Regions from separate parts of the Homo sapiens genome. Here region 1 is linked to region 2. A link is an interaction called in ENCODE POLR2A ChIA-PET data of the cell type or tissue named here. Cell type or tissue: HepG2. All regions are shown on one strand.

Region 1 (2,500 bases), 1.3 Mb before region 2:
GAGTCCAAGAGAAGCACACAGAGGATTCTCAATACTTTATTTTCTGTTTAGAAATATTAAACCACATACAATAAAAACTGAAATAATGCAGAATGGTATAGCAGTAAATGGGAAAGACCCCTGACCACCTGCCACCTCCTCCCTCAGAAGTAGCCTCTGGGTCTCAGCTTGGTGTGTTTCCTTCTGCAGCCCTTTCTGTGCATTTATCAGCATGAGGCTCGGTCTGGTGCTGGTTTGGCAGCAGTGGTCTCTGGACTCGGAGAGCTCTGCAGCTTGCCCAGGTCCACCGCCTTCACTGTCTTTGTGCAGAACACATCTCCCTCCGGATCCTGAGCCCGGCTAGACACTGCCTCTACGCTCCCAGCCTGAGCCCAATGGCTCAGGGTCACTGTCCCTCCCCACGGAGGCTGCCATATCCCAGTATTAAATCTGTCCACCCGCCTTTCTCTGTCGGTGGTTACCTCGTGTCTTTGCTCAGAGGGGCAGTGGCGTGATCCTGGTGGGGAGTGGAGGGAGCAGGCCTCTTGCCCACCAGCGCAAGTTCTGCTATAGGGCGCCTCGCCTGTAACCCAGAGCTAGGACTAAGACATGTCCCCTCGGGTGACTTCCAAGGACGCCTCATGTCTGGGGCCCTCTTATTTCTCACGCGTTTAATCCAGGGAAGATTTCCTGGGCTGGCAGGGAACATGTGGATGAAAAGCCTATTTCATCCGTCTTAAAATTCTCTGAAAATGGCTGATCACAAAAGGAATTTTTTCAGCCTCCCGGGAGGGGGTGGGGGAGGGTACAAATAGGAGAACCCCTCCCCTTCCATTTGGCCGAGAATAACTGAAGGAGCCCCCTCCCAGCCATGCTGTGGCCCACCACTACGGCTGTGGCACCTCCATCCTCCCAGTCCTTTGAGACTCTGATCTTTTTACCGGCCTCTCAGAGGCCGCCGTGAGGCTGCTCTGATATTTGCTCTTTGTTACCACTGGTGAGTATTCATGTTTAACTTCTCGTCCTGTTTCCTGACACTTATCTCAGTGCTCTTTAAGTGGGCACTTATAAAGCCTAGAGAAAGCCATCTCAGTTCATAAAATTTCACAAAACCCCTGGACTAAAGATGTGAAGACAAGAAAGGCACTCATGGCTCTAGCTCCTAATCACAGCCAGAAAGGCAGGAATGGCCCGTGCCCAGGGCAGCAGCTGTGAGCTGTGCTTCCTCTTGGGGTGCTGGGGCTATGCAGGTGGGCCAGGCCACATGGCTGTCAGGAGGCCAGGGAGAGTCCAAGCACAGGTCTTGCCCAAGAGCTGACCTCTTTATCTTTCTGTTTGAACAGAGGAGGCCAGGGCTGTGCACAGCAGGCTCGGGACCGTGAAGGTAGAGACCAGCAGGGAAACAGTGAAATGCCAAGCAGAAACGTAAACCAGGACCCAGACTCTGCACAGGTGGGGGTGGGGCCTCAAGAAGGCAAGTGTCAGGGCCTTCCGCCTAGAGCTCCAAGGCCGAGCCAGGCCCTGCTGCCACCCATCCTCTCAGACTCCTGCCAGAGTCTCCTCCTTCCCTCAGGAGGGCATGGCCATGCCTGAAGCGATCAGGCCTGGTGAGGCAGTTGCAGGCAGCAGGTCTCTGGCCGCCCCGGAAGCTTGTTGAGAGTACAGATCGTGGACCTCCTGGAGGTGAGGCCCGCACGTGGTCCATGCATACAGCCAGGCTCTGGGGTTCCTCAGTTAGGGTATTCCTGGCTTGAGGGACCCTCTTTGTTCTAGAGGGTAAATGCGCAGCCTTCTGGGTGGATGAGGACACTGATGGGACAGGGGCTGGCGGCTCCCCGCTGAGGGACGTGGAGCTGAAGCCATGCGCATGGCGCCCAGGGCAGAGCACTCGAGGTGCCCCCAGAAACCAGAATGGCAGCCCCTGGCCGGAACTCCTTCAGAGCGCAGGAGGTCCTTTGAAGGAAAGTTGCCACGGGAACACGAGAGACTAGTGAATCACTGTAATCACCCAGGGCCCATGACCAGGAGGACAGCCCATCTGGTTAAATAATTTGGGGGAGGGAAATGTTGACACGGGGCTATGGCCATATGAACACTGGGGCTGCTGGACCCAAGTTGGGTCCGTGGCTTCAAGGCCAGAGGGGCCGAGTGTGGGCCCTGCCGAGGCCTCCGTGTCTTGGTCCAGCACCGACGAGGCAGAAGGGGAGGCTCACCATCTGTAAACTGTGGAATACGCAGCAGCTGGAGTGCTCCCTGGCCTGGAACAAAGGGACTAGTTTGGGAATCGTCGCCTGAAGTAAAGGAAAACAAACAGCTTGGTGATCAGAACACGGGCAAGGGGCGTCGCCAGACATTGTTGGGGCCGGAGTAGCTCTGGCCACCTTACTCGGGTCCCAGCACTGCTGTCCCTCACCCGCCTCATTCCTCACAAGTCCCCCTGCGGTTTGCAGGGGAAAATGGCAGAGATGCAGGGATGCCTTTCCATTACCCGTCCCAAGACAGACTCAATCTCCGAGGACCC
Region 2 (2,500 bases):
TCCCCAGAACATGGAACAAATTCCATAGCCTTCCACTGTCTGTCCTGCTGCTTGGCCCTGGGTGCAGATGCAGTTAGTGTGTGACAGAGTGGGGAAACCAAAGTCCAGGAATGCAAGGCTGCTTCAGTATTTGAAAATCAATCAGTGTAGTCCACCATATTAAGAGAAAAACCATATGATCATATAAATTGATGCTGAAATTCACAGAATTCAACATTAGTTCATGATAAAAACACTCAGCAAACTAGGAATGAAGGGAACTTCCTCAACCTGATAAAAGGTGTCTACAAAAAGCCCACAGCTAACATTCTTAATGGTAAAAATTGGAATGCTCACCACTTGTATTCAACATCATACCGGAAGACCTAACCAGTGCAATAAGGCAAGGGGGAAAAAGCATACAGAATGGAGAGGAAATAATAAAATTACTTCTTTTTGCAGATGGCAGGACTATGTAGAAATCTCATGAAGTATACAAAAAAAAAAATCCTGTAAGTTTAGCAAGATCAACACAAAAATCAGTCATACATCACATGAAAACAGCATTTTAAAGTAAAAAAAGAAAAGTCAGTCATATTTCCATATACTAGCAGTGAACAATTCAAAATGAAATTACCAACACAATGCCATTTACAATGGCTTCAGAACAGAAAGAAATACGTGTAAGTCTAGCAAAATGTGAAGGAACTGTATATGGAAAATTGTAAAATGCTGATGAAAGAGATTAAGGCCAGGCAGCACTTTGGGAGGCTGAGGCAGGCGGATTATGAGGTCAAGAGATCGAGACCATCCTGGCCAACACGGTGAAACCCCATCTCTACTAAAAATACAAAAATTAGCTGGGCATGGTGGCATGCGCCTGTAGTCCCAGCTACTTGGGAGGTTGAGGCAGGAGAATCTCTTGAACCTGCGAGGTGGAGGTTGCAGTGAGCTGAGATTGCAGCAGTGCACTCCAGTCTGGTGACAGAGCAAGACTCCATCTCAAAAAAGAAAAAAAATTAAGACTGAATGTTCATGTTCATGGATTGGAAGACATAAATTAAGTTGCCACTTAGCTCCCGTTGATCTATAGAGTTAATACAATTCCAGTCACAATCTCAACAGGATTTTTTCTTTTTTTTTTTTTTGAGATGGAGTCTTGCTCTGTTGCCCAGGCTGGAGTGCAGTGGCACAATCTCAGCTCACTGCAACCTCCGTCTCCTAGGTTTAAGCGATTCTCATGCCTCAGCCTCCTGAGGAGCTGAAATTACAGGCATGTGCCACCGCACCTGGCTAATTTTTGTGTGTTTTTAGTAGAGATAGGGTTTCACCATGTTGGCCAGACTGGTCTCAAACTCCCAACCTCAGGCAATCCGCCTGCGTCGGCCTCCCAGAGTGCTGGGATTACAGACGTGAGCCATCGCACCCAGCCTAGCGGGATTTTCTTTCTTTTCTTTGTCTTTTTCTCAGTTTTTTTTTTTTTTTTTCAATGTGACAAGGTCTCGCTCTGTCACCCGGGCTGGAATGCAGTGGCATAATCATGGCTCACTGCAGCCTTGACCTCCTGGGCTCAGGTGCTCTTCCCACTTTACCCTCTTGAATAGCTGGAACCACAAGCATGTGCCACCTTGCCTGGCTAATTTTTTTTTTTTTTTTTTTGGTAAAGATGGGGTCTCCCTGTGTTCCCATATTGCACAGTCTGGTCTTGAACTCCTGGGCTCAAGTGACGCTCCCACCTCAACCTTCCAAAGTGCTGAGATTGCAGATTTGAGCCACCCTATCTGGCCTCAGCAGGATTTTCTATAGATACAGACTGGCTAATTCTAAAACATATGGAAAAGCAAAGGAATTTAAATAACCAAAAAGTGTTATATTGAAAGAAAAATTTGGATTCATACTACCCAATTTTAAGAATTATGAGAAAGTTACAGTAATTACGACTATAGAGATTAGTAGAACAGAAGAGAGCATCTAAAAACAGACCCACACAAATATGACTGATTGATTTTTGACAAAGATGTGAAGGCTATTCAATGGGAAAAGGATGGTCTTTTCAACAAATGGTATTGAAACAATTGAATGTCCATATGCAGAAATGAACTTTGACCATAAGCTCACATCTTGTACAAAAATTAACTCAAAATTATAATCTAAATGTAAAATGTGAAACCATAAAACTTAGAGGAAACATGAAGGAATCTTTATGTCCTGGAGTTAGGCAAAAAAATCTTAGATAATAATTTAAAAACATCCATAAGAAGAAAAATTGATGAATAGGACTTAATCAAAATTTTAAACTTTTGCTCTGAGAAAAACACTGTTAAGAGAATGGAAAAGCAATCGACAGGTTGGGAGAAAATATTTACAAATCACACCTGACAAAGAACTGGTATCTAGAGTATATGAAGAGCTCTCAAAAGAAACAAGTCTATACAACCCTAGTTTTAAATGGGCAAAAAGCTCACCCAAAATAATGTAGATGGTAAAAAAAAATTACATGAAAAGATGTTCAACATCATTT

Evidence for each region. ChIA-PET counts read pairs that join two places held together with the same protein. Peaks named below come from ENCODE experiments on the same cell type or tissue, not always from the same donor. Only the 100,000 strongest peaks of a DNase experiment are listed, where the experiment ranks them.
Region 1: POLR2A ChIA-PET joins it to region 2 with 8 read pairs; 1 of 35 experiments calls an interaction of 5 or more read pairs at or near these places.

Annotation. Positions count from the first base shown.
Region 1 is chr16:70,710,356-70,712,855 of GRCh38, reverse strand. All of the region lies in intron 14 of VAC14 (VAC14 component of PIKFYVE complex), which reads left to right. Among named protein-coding and RNA genes, the nearest start is that of MTSS2, 26 kb to the right of the region's middle. In HepG2, a CTCF peak has its summit at 938; a DNase peak (open chromatin) is centred at 1,275.
Region 2 is chr16:69,375,830-69,378,329 of GRCh38, reverse strand. All of the region lies in intron 3 of TERF2 (telomeric repeat binding factor 2), which reads left to right. Among named protein-coding and RNA genes, the nearest start is that of TERF2, 8.9 kb to the left of the region's middle. In HepG2, no CTCF peak of the experiment used is centred here; DNase peaks (open chromatin) are centred at 59 and 1,509.